3 separate regions of the Homo sapiens genome follow, and all the other regions are linked to region 2. The links are chromatin contacts, found by Hi-C or POLR2A ChIA-PET in ENCODE. All regions are on one chromosome and are shown on one strand. Each heading gives the region's core, a stretch centred on a gene start or an enhancer-like site at or near the end of the contact. The rest is flanking DNA. Distances are from core to core; before and after follow the strand shown. Region 1 overlaps DLGAP1 (DLG associated protein 1). Region 2 overlaps DLGAP1 (DLG associated protein 1). Region 3 overlaps DLGAP1 (DLG associated protein 1).

The links. A loop is a pair of places that touch in the nucleus more often than their neighbours do. ChIA-PET counts read pairs that join two places held with the same protein, here RNA polymerase II (POLR2A). Pooled maps may share reads with other maps.
Region 1: a map of endothelial cell of umbilical vein shows a loop between it and region 2 (8-fold over the local background). The contact joins two enhancer-like sites. A Hi-C loop is called at or near these places in 7 of 168 maps with a recorded cell type or tissue (A673, CD14-positive monocyte, Calu3 and 3 more) and 4 of 50 pooled maps. POLR2A ChIA-PET finds 5 or more read pairs at or near these places in 4 of 52 experiments (H1, OCI-LY7, PC-9 and 1 more).
Region 3: a loop to region 2 is called in a map of endothelial cell of umbilical vein, with 9 times the contacts of the local background. The contact joins two enhancer-like sites. A Hi-C loop is called at or near these places in 1 of 168 maps with a recorded cell type or tissue (endothelial cell of umbilical vein), 1 of 37 single-sample maps with no recorded cell type and 1 of 50 pooled maps. POLR2A ChIA-PET finds 5 or more read pairs at or near these places in 3 of 52 experiments (AG04450, PC-9 and Panc1).

What each region holds. Positions count from the first base shown.
Region 1 is chr18:3,709,435-3,713,971 of GRCh38, forward strand. All of the region lies in intron 7 of DLGAP1 (DLG associated protein 1), which reads right to left. Among named protein-coding and RNA genes, the nearest start is that of DLGAP1-AS6, 59 kb to the left of the region's middle. Within about 2 kb of position 1,642, at least 15 of the 41 ENCODE cell types and tissues checked have a DNase peak (open chromatin) inside an H3K27ac peak, as active enhancers do; they include CD14-positive monocyte and endothelial cell of umbilical vein, where a contact is called at or near this core.
Region 2 is chr18:3,744,607-3,748,924 of GRCh38, forward strand. All of the region lies in intron 5 of DLGAP1 (DLG associated protein 1), which reads right to left. Among named protein-coding and RNA genes, the nearest start is that of DLGAP1-AS6, 94 kb to the left of the region's middle. Within about 2 kb of position 3,010, at least 3 of the 41 ENCODE cell types and tissues checked have a DNase peak (open chromatin) inside an H3K27ac peak, as active enhancers do; they include CD14-positive monocyte and endothelial cell of umbilical vein, where a contact is called at or near this core.
Region 3 is chr18:3,791,390-3,796,378 of GRCh38, forward strand. All of the region lies in intron 5 of DLGAP1 (DLG associated protein 1), which reads right to left. Among named protein-coding and RNA genes, the nearest start is that of DLGAP1-AS3, 84 kb to the right of the region's middle. Within about 2 kb of position 3,487, at least 5 of the 41 ENCODE cell types and tissues checked have a DNase peak (open chromatin) inside an H3K27ac peak, as active enhancers do; they include endothelial cell of umbilical vein, where a contact is called at or near this core.

The sequences.
Region 1 (4,537 bases), core at 392-2,891, 37 kb before region 2:
ACTGTTAGCATGTTTGACCTGAAGTTGAGTTCTCAACAACGTACCAGTAGAGTTGAAAGTAATTGCACATGTCCACTGTATACAATCCCTTGGTCATTTAGGGAGACAGTACACCAGGCTTTTCAACATTTTTTCAGTCTGTGCAGAACATGTACATTTGCACTGGGTCCTAGAGACTCACTGTAAAGCAGCAGTGCAGAAATTGAAGATTTAGCACATGGTATTGACATGAAAAGTCAATGGAAAAAGTAGGTTTCCATGCAAGACTGTGAACCCCTCCAGGGCAGGCACGATTTCCCCCAGCCCTGCACCCGGGGTTTGGCACAGAGAAGTGTTCAGTGTTTGCGGGACTGAAGGATTCAATAATACTTGATATTCCTCTTTTCTCTGCATTCCTACCGTTGCCATGCCCAGTTAATACTGGAATTAGAAGTAGACAGCATGGGCATAAGGGTATGATCTCCTGCCTCTGAGATCTAAGGAGCCCAGGACAGGCCCAAACCTGGTTTCCTTTATACATCAGTTCACAAAACTAAAACTCAGGTCTATAGAAGATGAATTACTGCTACTCCTACAGCCAATGAGAAGCACATTTAAAATAGGGAGCTGCTATTTTCTGTAGTGGAGGAAGTGATTCTTCCTGTGTGGCTACGTTTAGCACATATAGCTTGGGACATGGATGGATTTATGCTTCTCTGTGCAGTGGGCTCTCTCCATAAATACCCAATGGTCTTTCATTTTACACTAGGAAAGACAAGCTACCAAAACGGAACACTTCTCACACACTCTTATCCTACTCCTACCAAAAGGAAGGAATATTTAGGGAAAATGATTTGAGGGGCTGGGACTCAAGACTCCTTGTGATAAAAAATTCTCACCTGCCCCTGCAGATTTTTGATAGGGGCCCTACGTCATCCCCCGCCCTTTCTCCTCCACACCCAGCTTCAGGCTCTGCAGAGGGACATGAATTTGAATTTTTGTTTGTTTGTTAGTTTATCAAGAAGAGGTATAGGTTTAGAAGGTTAAAGACTCTGGTCTAATGTTCTCCCCACTGTTCCCAGAAAAGCTCCCGTCAAGGACGGTGTCAATGACTGTGGAGAGGAAAGCACAGCCCTCTTTTACTTATTTATTCCATATATATTTTTAAAGCATTCACTATAGATGTCACTGTTCTAAGAGCTGGAGGCATAGTAGTGAACAAGACAGAAAAATTTTTTGGCTGGAATTGAGATGACAAATACACAAGTGAATATTTAATTTCATGTGGCAGTAAGTGTCATGAAGAAAAAGTAAGCATTGCAAAGGACAAGAGATTGACTTGGGGCAGAGCCAAGTGGCCATGAGACAGAGATGTGAACATGGAGTTGGGAGGTGGAGGAAGGACTCCAGGCACGGGTGTAGGGGGTGGGTGGAAGCAGCGCCAGAGCCCTAAGGCAGGAACAAGCTCGCTGGGTTCCAGAAGGTCAGAGCTCTCCATGTGTGGGTCATGGTTCCCTGGTGAGTGTCTAATAAGTAACAGGTGTTCCTGAGAAGGTGGCACACAGAGGTCAGAGGGCAGGGCTAGGGAAACACGGGAGTGAGGGCAAGAAGAAGGCCAGTGCGTCTGCAACAGAAGAGTCCAGAAACACGACAGAGGAAGTCAGAGAGCCAGGAGGGGCCGCCCTGGGCAAGGTCTGGCAGAGACTTGGCTATAAACACGATGATCTCAGCCACAGAGTGTAAGAGGGCAGCACAAAGGGAAGTAAAAACAAAGCCAAGGGCATATCCTTGTTGTTTCAGGCATTTAAATCTGATAAGAACTTGATAACTGGAGAGAATAAAAGCTACAGCTTGATGCCCCTTCTGTAATGACTCCAGTGATCAATGCTTTCATCATGCAAGTGAATCAGATCATATCACTATGAATGATAAAAATTGTGTTAAAGAATAGCCAGGTAAATCGACCTGTTTATAAAATGTATATGCCCAATTAGTCTATTGGAACAAAAATAGAATGTAAAACAAAAAATAAAAATACCCACCTAGGTGAGACAACTTCAACTTCAATCACCTAAAAGTGGCTCACGTATCCCACCCAGATCATCAGCTGTGTTGACTGTGGTGAGGAATAAGACAGAAATCCAGCCGGGTGTGGTGGCTCATGCTTCTAATGCCGGCACTTTGGGAGGCTGAGGCAGGAGGATCACTTGAGCCCAGGAGTCTGAGACCAGCCTGGGCAACACAGCAAAGCTCCATCTCTACAAAGAAAATTAAAATATTAGCTGGCTCAGTGGCACCACCTGTGGTCCCAGCTACTTGGGAGGCTCAGGTGGGAGGCTTGCTTGAGCCCGGGAGATCAAGGCTGTTGTGAGCCATGATCATGCCACTGCACTCCAGTCTGGGCAACAGAGTGAGACCTTGTCTCAAAAAGAAAGAAAAAGAAAAAAATAAAAAAAGGAAGACAGAAATGCATCGGAGTATGAGGTTGTGGTTTAGGGATGGGGAGTGTGGGGATGGGCTGTGGGAAGGGAGGCATACAGAAATGTATAAGGAGGCATGAGTCCTAACAAACTATTCCTGGGTTCTGGCTAGAGGTATTTTTGTGACGATCACACTGACCCCGGTGGGGTGGCATGGGGGGAGCATGGCCTGTTAATGGCTAGAAGTTTGGGTTTTCTTTCTGCTCCTGAAGGCTGAGGCTGCAAACCCAGAACACACACTTACTGAGTGGGGATCTCACTGCACTTTTTGCCTTCTCAATTCTCCTTGAGAAATGCAGCCCCACCTTTATTTCTTGAGTGTTCTAGAAGAGGTGGAAAACAGCCTGGACTGTAGTGGGGGTCAGCCCAGCATCAGTGTGGTAGTGAGCAGGGGTGGACTTCGGGAGCAAGAGCAGCGTTTGCCGCGGGGCTTGCACTCCCAGCAGCTCACCCGTCTCTGTCCTGACCCTCCCTACTGGGCACGCAGGGTCTCTGTAGCACTTGGCCGAGGCCTAGATACCCAGGGTTTCCCACTGGAAAGTCTCACCTGGGGCTCATGCTTCTCACCTGTACCTGTTAACTCCCACAAGGCACTCCTTACAGAACACCTCATGGAATTATTTAACCTCAGTTATTAAGAGCTAATAGGGACCCATAGTGTTATTTTCTCCAAGTAGCGAATAAGCTCTGATTTTAAGCAGGCCCATTACAGGGAGACAATATGGTGCGTGAAATGGCAGTGGTGTCAGGGGGCTAATTACTGGGGAGCTTGTCAAGCCACAGAACTGGCCTGCTAATCATTCCTTGGCTTATTGCAGCTGACGTCATGGGGCTTTCCCACAGTGCATATGGGAAAATGAAGGAGGCAATCACAAGTTTTAGTTAAAGTGCTTAAGTTACTACTTTCTGTAGCTAGCAGGACTATAAGTTTAAGCAAGTGCACCGAAAAGATAGAAGCGGAATCAATTCACTCCTAACTGACTTACCCAGTTGGAAAGGCAAATTCGTGGGAGTGAAGTTGTTCTACTGGTACTGTTTCCTTTACAGAGTTATCCTTCAGATGTGTTCAGAAGGATGGGGCAGGACACAGTGAATATTTGCAAAAGCTCTAGTACTGGCCTTTAAAGCTGTTATTCTTTTCAATCAATCCTCATCAAACCCTGCCTTGGTGCAAAAACCAGATGCAGACTATTGGGAGATCTATATACACAGGATAGACCCTGAACCACCAACAAGTACAGCCTGGGTTCGTGTGGACTCAGGACCATTCTACCGTTTCTCTGTTTCCCTGCTTCTTTGCTGCTGTTCACAGCCGGATCAGCTGAGCTACAGTTTGCACAGCTGCAACTGATTGGACTCCCAGTTGCCTTTTCCAGAACATGCAATTGGTGCCATAATCTACAAAAGAGATATTAACCCCACAACTGAGGAGATTAGGAGCAAAGAATGATAAGAATGAGGACAAGGTCAATCCAAGATGGATGGCGTTGAAGGCCTGTGGACACATCGCTCAGATAACTGAAGTTTTTACAGTAATTGGAAAGATTTGTGCATGTGGGGGAGGCTTCAGTCTAAAAGGGGAAATGAGTAAATGTTACAGTGGCTTGTTAGTAGTTAGAAGAATGAGCATGTGCAAATTGCTGTTTGGGATCAAATTAAGGCATATGGTATAAGATAGAAGTATGCTCAGTGGAGGCAGAAGCAATAAGCGGCACATTGATGAATTATGCCTTTGCTTATACTTCTATTTTCAGAATTTGCTTTAGGTCTTCCACTTGATTGTATCTTCAGTAATCATAAGTATTTGGTGGTCCTTCCTCTGATATGAAGCGTGACACTTGTGTGATAGAAAGAAACATGTTTATGACACAGAGCACTCAGGAGAGCCTGGCGCACTGCAGATGTTCAGTGGGTGTCCACGGTGGGACTGCTGTGCAGAGTACTCACATTTGAACATATGGGAAATCCAAAAATAAAAGGTTTTGAGGATGATTTACCATGTTGGATTACATAGGAAAACAGGCAGCCAAGTGGGGACACTGTCAGGATTCCGCCCTATTCTGAAACACCCACATATC
Region 2 (4,318 bases), core at 1,760-4,259:
TGGAGTGTAGCTCACTGCAACCTTCACCTCCTGGGTTCAAGTGATTCTCCTGCCTTAGCCTCCCGAGTAGCCGGAATGACACACGCACGCCACCGCGGCCGGCTAATTTTTGTATTTTTAGTAGAGATGGGGTTTCACCATGTTGGCCCGGCTGGTCTCAGACTCCTGACCTCAAGTGATCTGCCCACCTTGGCCTCCCAAAGTGTTGGGATTACAGGCATAAGCCACTGCCCCATAAATCTCCATAGAAATTTTATTCAAATGTAACAAACTCATTTTAAAGTTTATATAAGATTCAGAGCAGCATTATTCATAACAGACAAAAGGTGGAAGCAACCCAAATGTCTAACTCTGAGTAGATGAAATGTGGTAAATGAACTATTTGACTAAAAAAAGGAATGAAGTATTGATACATGCTATAATATAGATGAACTTTGAGAACATCATGCTAACTGAAAGAAGCCTCATATTACAAAAGACCACATATTACATGATTCTACTTACATGAAATGTCCAGAATAGGCAAATCGCTAAAGATAGAAAGTAGGTGAGTGGTTGACTAGAGCTGGGCGGGGAAAGCATAGGAAGATGGTGGCATTAGGAAGTGATATCTGAAGGGTATGGAGTTTCTCTTTGCAGTGATAAAACAGTTCTAAAATTAGTTATAGTGTTGGTTGCACAACTCTGAATATATGAAAATCATTAAATTGTACACTTGAAAATGGTGAATTATATGTTATGTGTATTATATTTCCACAAAACCGTTGTAAAAAATTACGTGAGTCCTCAAAATAATCAGATTTCCTTACGGAGTTTAGAGGGTAGACTAAACTGGGCAATACTAGAGAAAGAAGGCCAGTTAAGGTGGTTGCAATGTTGCTATAATCTAAACAAGGGAAAAGGGCTCAGTTAAGTATTAGTGGTAGTAGAGAGGAAGAGATAGATTTGAGAATCCACACGAAAATTAAATGTGGTTGATGAGTAAGGAGGTCTAAAGGTTCTAAGAACAGCCAGAAAATAAAAATAAATAAAAAACAAGGGGAGGAATGCCCTTTATCTGATCTCAGCTATATTTTATTTTTTATTTTTATTTATTTTTTTGAGATGGAGTCTTGCTTTATTGCCCAGGCTGGAGTGCAGTAGTGCGATCTCAGCTCACTGCAATCTCTGCCTCCTGGGTTCAAGCGATTCTCCTGCTTCAGCCTCCAGAGCAGCTGGGATTACAGGAACATGCCATCAAGCCCAGCTAATTTTTGTATTTTTGTAGAGAAGGGGTTACACCATGTTGGCCAGGCTGGTCTTGAACTCCTGACCTCAAGGGATCTGCCCACCTTGGCCTCCCCAAGTGCTGGGATTACAGGAGTGTGCCACCATGCCCGGCCTCAGCTATACTTTATAGCTGCAATGATGAAAATGGGTCATGTTAGTAAAGGAACTGACAAAGCAGTAGAATGAAATAAGGACTCCAGAAACAGAACTAAGTATGTGTTTGAATATAATATATTGCAAACGTGGCAGTTGGAATAGGCAAGGAAAAGATCAAGTATTTAATAATGGAGTTAGACCTTTTTTGCCTCCACTTGGGGAAAAATGAATTCCTACTAAGCATATAGATGAAAAATAATATTTTAAAAACTTAAAGTTCTCCAATACAATATAGATTATATTTTATAATCTCAATTTCTATACTTAAACAATTTAAAGAGAAATTTATCAATGTTTTATGAATAAAAAAACCTATAAAGCCTTATGGAAGGCAATAAAGAAGGCCTAAAGAAATGCAAAGGAATATGGTAGAGAAAGACTTTAGAAGCATCGTGGTAAACTTAGATGCCATAAAGAGAAAGGTTAATGAATGGAAGTACATGAAAATTTAAAACTTTTGTTCAGCCAAAGATCCTGTCAACAATGTTAAGAAAAATAGTCATTGTGTATAAGAACATATTTGCAACACTAAGCAGCAAAAAGGGTTCACATGCATAATATTTAAATTATGAATAAAAATAATGAAACCAACACAATAAAAAATGGTCAAAGCCTATAAAGAGGGAATCATAAGAAAATAAATATATAAATTCACAGGAAAGTAACTTTATATATCACCAAGCATATGACAAAATGCTCGATCTCACTAGTAATTAGAGAAATGTGGATTTTAAAAAACATACATTTACACATTACATTCATGTACATCCATCTTGATGTCCTCAAATTGTAAAGATATTCCCTATATTCTAAGTGTCCTCTTAGTAGCATTGTGTACGATTGCATCTATTCTTAAAGCTTGTATGGAATTACTTAATATATAACAGCCAAAAACTATTCTTAATAATACTAAACCCTGAGAATGTGATAAGCAACCACTTTTTGCAGCTGCACTGAGGGAGAAACCAAATTAAGACAGATCTAGAATATAACATCGAAAGTAAATCTCTTATTGCATTTTACTGTTACAAAAGATAAACTAGGCTGGGTGCAGTGTGGCTCACACCTGTAATCCTAGCACTTTGGGAGGTCTACGTGGAAGGAACTCTTGAGCCCAGACCAGCCTGGGCTACATAGTGAGGCCCTGTCTGTATTTTTTAATATAAAAAAGTAAAAGAAAAAAATTGTTCTAGAAATGTGCCCTATGGATCCTTCAAGTAGTGGTCAAACATGAAAATAGTTTGCCAGGTCAAGGTAATATTTTCCATGTGTTACGTGCTATTATGGTGATTCCAGCTGCATCGCTTTATAATACCAATGCCAAAAATTTCAACCAACAAACAAACTGAAAAATTCGTTTTCCTTTTAAGATCTTTTTTAGAAAAAGAGAATCGTAGCTGGAAGCATTTATAACCTAAAGTTCACTTCTCTTTAGAACTTGCGCATTAGATGACAAATGTGTTTCTTTGACTATTTTGCAACCTGACCCAGAGCAATGATATTGCCAACATAAATGATGATGCCATTCCAAATGTTATCAGGGCAGTGACGGGAGTGGCTGTTTCATAAATGGTGTATATTCAAAGAAGAAGTGAAAGTCCGGCGTTTTGAAAAATGAGCGTCTGCTGGCTGAATGGGGAAATGAGGCATCATTGCAACAATCATTCACTCTGGCCACTCGTTATGAAATAAGGCACAATTCCCAAATTTCAAAGTGAAACATCATTCAGAAGGAATTGAATAGTTCTTCTCTGGTGAGTCATTCCTGATAAAACAATGCATACATTAATAACACACAAAATATAAGGAAATGAACTGTTTTATCTTGCCCACTTATAGAACAGAGCCCTCCGCTATCAATATAAAGGTTACTATATGCCCATGTGCTCCGGATGCAGAAACGCTCATTAAATAAACACCAAAATAGTGCATCGATGACTTTGTCTTTACCTCAAAAGAAAGTTGATCTGCTCAGAAGAAAGACAGTGTGCATATTCAGAAACATTAACTCTCTCATGTTACGTTAATTATTTCCAATGTTGGTCTAACGAAATGGCACTCTTCTTTTTCCATCCTTCTCCCTAAATTACTTATGCTAAGTTAACTTTTCCTAGCTTATCAGAACTAAAGGGAGATTTTGATTTTTTGGGCTGGGAGGTCCCATTCATTATCATGACTTTAAAGTACAACCAATAATGGGAAGTTCTTAGGTGACAGTGAGCCAACCACACAAACAAGCTTGACCCTTTGTATCCGGAAGGCTGCCATTGCGAAGAAGAGCGTGTACAGTAATCATCAGACCACAAAGTTTTAAACCAGTGTCTCAAAAGACAAAATGACTAACTTTGCAACATATTACTGGAAATAACTTCAGATGGCTGGGATGCTTTTTCCCCCAAAGAAGGAAATGCTTCCAGGTTATGGAGTCTAATGGGAGAATCTTTGGAGGTGATGGACCATCTTATGGAGCCATCTGCACCCTAAGTTTTGTTCATTTTCACGTTGTCTTCTCTCTGACTTACAAAAGTATTGGAATGTAAGGCTCTTCCATGGGACCCAGAGGAAACATTTTATGGCCTCAGGAGGTTAATCTAACTTCATTGTATTTCAAAAATGAACGTATTTGGCCTTGGTCATGACACTTTTATCAAATCATACTCATAAACATTAATGGCTTAAACTGAGAGGCTTTGATCCCTTGGGCTTTGGTGTGGACAATGGTACTTAGTAGGTGACAGTTCTCTGTTGAACTAGTTTCAGGGAATCAAACACAGGGCATTTTAGTAGTCAATCTGCTTTGGTAAAACGAAGCCTTTCTTTTCAGTAACCTTACCTATAATGGCTTTATAATCCGTATAGAAATGTAACTTTCATTAAAGTTGTTTACTTTTGT
Region 3 (4,989 bases), core at 2,237-4,736, 47 kb after region 2:
TGTCAGAAAGCTCAAAGTGGCTTATAAGAACAATGGATCCAAAAGTTGGCTTGAGTCCAGAGCTGTCAAAGCTTAGTCTGCACTGTATGATGCCATTTATTGAAGGAAGGTGATGTGCACATGTGCGTGTGTGTGTGTGTGTGCACGCATGTGTGTGTGTGTTAGACAGGGAAAGAGATGGATTGATAGAAATCTTATTCAGACAAAAACACAATATTTACTTAGGAGTCAATGATAATCATTATGCAATACATGGCATTATACACAGTCATGTATTTTATGTGAATTAAAATGTATTTTCCTAGAGAGTATAACAATTTCAGTAATACTGAATGTAATCTACTGAAATGAAGCACAATTGAAATAAGCAAATGAAGCTGGGTGTGGTGGTACACGCCTGTGGTCTCACCTACTCGGGAGGCTGAGGCAGGAGGATTGCCTGAGCTCAGGAGGTTGAGGCTGCAGTGAGCTATGATTGTGCCACTGCACTCCAGCCTAAGCAACAGAGCGAGATTCTGCATTTAAAAAATAAAATTAAAAAAAGGCAAATGGGCAATTCATCATTTTTTAACAGCAAAGTAATGTGTTAATCCCTGTCTGCTCCCACGTCCACACTGGGGACCACCCCCCACCCCACTATAGCTGGCTGGCTAGAGCCCTACCCCAGGCCACATCTAACCTGGTATCATCGCACTGCAGAAGCCCTATGCCCCAGCCCTGTAACCAGCTGGCCCTGTGTACTCACGGGCCTGCAGGGCAGCAGCCCTCTTCCCTAACTCCAGCTGTGGGTACTTAAGATATTATGATGGGGCTGGGCACGATGGCTCACACCTGTAATCCCATCACTTTGGGAGGCTGAGGTAGATGGATCACTTGAGGCCTGGAGTTCAAGACCAGCCTGGCCAACATGGTGAAACCCTGTCTCTACTAAAAACACAAAAATTAGCCAGGCATGGTGGTGCATGGCCTGTAATCCCACCTACTTGGGAGGCTGGGGCAGGAGAACTGCTTGAACCCAGGAGGTAGAGATTGCAGCAGTGAGCCAAGATCATACCACTGCACTCCAGCGAGACTCCATCTCAAAAAAAAAAAGATATTATGATGGGACATCTGCCTTGGCGTCATACTGATCTCTTTGATGGAAACTTTGACCTCTTACTTCCCTTCTCTCAACCCCTTCTGCATGGAGTTTGGACCTTGAGCTCTGCAATTCCATTTGCTGTCTTGGCCTCCACTGCAGACCAGAAGGAATGGGATGGTCCCACTAACCTGACAATGTGTGGCACCACCATCTGCGGCCACACCTCACCATACAGGCCAGCTTCTTTGGGCACCTGTGTCAGCCCAGATTGAGCCTGTGTTAGCTGAACTGCTGGAATAATGTACTGGGGCTTGTGCATGTACCTTCCAGATCCTGTTGGTCCTGCCTGACCCCTCAGCCTTGGACTCTGGCCCTGCTTCCTGGACAGAGCAGCCTCAGGATGGCTCATGCTGCTGCCATCTGTGAAGCCTGGCCACCGTGCTTCTTCCTCCACCTGCGGCACTGCTGGTGTCTCGACCTCCCTCAGGGACGGGTTTGCCCAACCCCATTGAGCCGCTGGGCCTGTGGAGGCTTTTTCACTAGGAGTCTCAAGGCCCTCAGTAAGTATCACAGCTCACAAGTGCGGCGCTGTTAATATCCCATGGAATACGACTCGACCAATGAAAGGCAGGAGACCAGGAGGAATTAGCAGATGAATTGCTTGCCCTCTCTCTCTGAGAAGGACTGTTTCAGCACACCACGGTTCCATATGGCCTCTCCAGAGTCATCCATGTGATCCAATGGCCAGCTCTGTTTTCTTCCACAGCCCATGTCTGATCCGTGAATGCACCCTGCCAGCCCTGCCCTCAGGATGGGCACATACCTGTCCACTGCCCCACCCTGTTCTCACTCTCACTGTCCCGGAGGGCTGTGTGGCTTTCCCTGACTTCCATCCTTGCCTCCCTCCAATTTCTTCTCGATAGAGCAGCCAGATTTATTCCTTTGAAGTGCTGCTCCTCCACCCAAGGCTGTCAGAGTCCCCGTGTCACTCAGAGTACAACCCAAAGTATTGACTTCCATTCTTCCCCCTTCCAATTTCTTCTTGATAGAGCAGCCAGATTTATCCCCTTAAAGTGCTGGTCCTCCACCCAAGGCTGTTAGAGTCCCATGTCACTTAGAGTACAACTCGAAGTGCTCCCCGTGGCCCATGCTGTCTGGCTCCCTTCCCTCCTGCCTTCTTGAGCCTAGCTCTCTCTTTGCGCTCTCTGCTGTGGCCACCCCTGCTCTCCTGCATGGCCTCCTGCACACCAGGCACACCTCCAGGACTTGCTGCTTTCTGTCTGACTCACTTTCCCCTTGCACAGCTGCATGCCCCACTCTGCGACCCCCTGACACTATCCCCTTGTGAGTGTGGCCTTTCGTAATCACTTTCTCTGAACAGCACCTCCTCCTGCTTAACTTTTTCCTTCTTAGCCGTTATCCTAGTCTTCCTTGCTCTTTATGTCACTTATCTGTCTTGCTGGTTTTTGTCTTCCCTACTAGGATGCAAGCTCTGTAAGGGCAGGGGCTACTGCCTGTTTTGTTCACTGTGGTATCCCCAGTGTCCAGCACAGTGCCTGGTACACAGCAAGGTTAAGTACCAGCTGAACAAATGAACCCATGAATGAACGAGGACACCACATATACTTAAATGCTTCATTCCTAACTCTGCACGTCTCCTCCCTTCTCCTTTGTCAAGAAGGGCCTGGCTGGCTAGGTCCCAGTTGTCTCTTAGTTCCACCTGCCCTCAGACTCTCCTGTTTGGCTGCACAACTTCCTTTAACCCTTCTCTAACTGTGGCAGCATGGAAGGTGACAGCTTGGAGGTCAGTGATGAGGCAGGAAACTTGTTAGCTAGGACAGAACATATACAGAAGAGACTCAGTGCAGCTGACAGTGTGCATTATTGTGATACATGTTCAAAGCCCATCTCAATTATAGGCATGGATTCATTTATTTCTGACTTCAAAACTCTCCGTGTCAAAGTCTTGCTCTTACTACCTTGTTGAACTTGACTATAGCAATGGGGAATGGCACCTGGAAAGGGTCCCGTGGAGAACCCACCCAGGATGCTGTCAGTCAGCACTGACCATGGGGCTGAAGGTGGAAGGTTCCTCTATGTATAAAGAGAGCTTCTCACACTCGGGGCTTTTGTGTGGGACAGGAAAGGCTGACATAAAACAATGGGATTGAGTCATTCATGTGGGACCATACGTAGCCACAAAGGTGTGACTTGGCCCACTGCCCCCCTAGAGGGCAGATTGCAGAAGTTGGCAGAAATGTCACCTAATTATCAAGGTGGCTGTGTGGCTGGGAGTTACTGCTCAATCTATTCAGCAGCGGAGGAAGCTCTGCCAGTTCTCAGCACATAGGATCTGGCTAATCTGATAACATATGGAGGAGAAAAAGTGCGTCACTGGTTTCCTCTCGCACCACGCCTGACTTCTGCAAAGCAGCTTCTCTCCCACTTATCTCCCACTGCGAAGCCTTAGGCATTCATTCCTGTGTGATGGAGTCAGCATCCTGAAGAATATGGAATATCTTAGAGATGCAAACGATCCAATGAATACTTATTTATTGGTCAGGGAGAATGTAACTGAAGCCAATTTCCCTTGTGAGTTACTCACTTACTTCCAAATTGGCATGAGTGTAAGACTCCGTGGACATATATAACTCATTCTAGCCAGGATCCAGAGGATCACAGAGACACCCACTGAGTGTCCTAAGTGACAGGGGAGATGGATGTCATGAAAAGCCAGGAAGAAACCCCCAAATTCCTTGAAACAGACACAGAGATTTTCTTATTGGAAACTAAGCTAAACACTTATTTAAAAATATATTTTCTCCCTTGTCCTCATCTGTTTTCTTTTCTCTTTTCTTTTTTTTGAGACAGGGTCTCTCTCTGTTGCCAGGCTGGAGTGCAGTGGCATGATCTTGGCTCACTGCAACCTCCGCCCCCTGGGTTCAAGCGATTCTCCTGCCTCAGCCTCCTGAGTAGCTGGGACTACAGGCGCCCACCACCACGCCCAGCTAATTTTTGTATTTTTAGTAGAGACGGGGTTTCACCATGTTGGCCAGGATGGTCTCGATCTCTTGACCTCGTGATCTGCCCACCTTGGCCTCCCAAAGTGCTGGGATTACAGGCATGAGTCACCGCGCCTGGCCTGTTTTCTATTTTTAAATTTACTTGTATTATTTATTTGTTTGTTTATTTTTAGAGATGAGGGTCTCACTATGTTGTCCAGGCTGGACTCCCAACTCCTGGGCCCATGCGATCCTCCCACCTCAGCCTCCCAGGTAGCTAGACCGGGAGATAGATAGATAGGCACATCACCTATTTTCTTAGGGTTCCAGGGCTTGTTGAATACAAATTATCCAAATAAAACACAAAGGTTCTCCTCATATATACCAACCAAAACCCACAAAAAAATTTGTTATCCTTGTATTGTATGATCTCGTTGGACATCTGGCAGTGCTGGGAGGAATGAGCAGGTGGAATGAGCAGAGCCGCAGGATTGGGCCAGTCTTAAAGAGATGCTATCCGATGGTCAAAGGGCTAATACGATTAAGGAGTTAAGGACCAACATCGCCCACTGAGTTATTGCCAATTAGTAGCCAGGTTTCCCCAGCAGCCCCAAGCAAACATTATCACCAGCATTGATTACTGATATCGCCCTTCTGTATCTCTGTTCTGGGTTCTAATGCAGACATAGAGAGAGAGAAATTAATTTGTGATTAAGACAGGCAAAGCACTCAGAACTGTAGACTCAAGATTGTCCTGGGAAATCTTCCATAGTGAAGATTTGGAGGGAACAACTCTTCTCTTCTCATTTCTCACTGGCATTTAATACTATGGAAAACATTCTGGTTGTGGAGTGTGAAGTCCTGGGCTTTTGGTTCTGCCCATGACCTGTCATTAATGCAACAGAT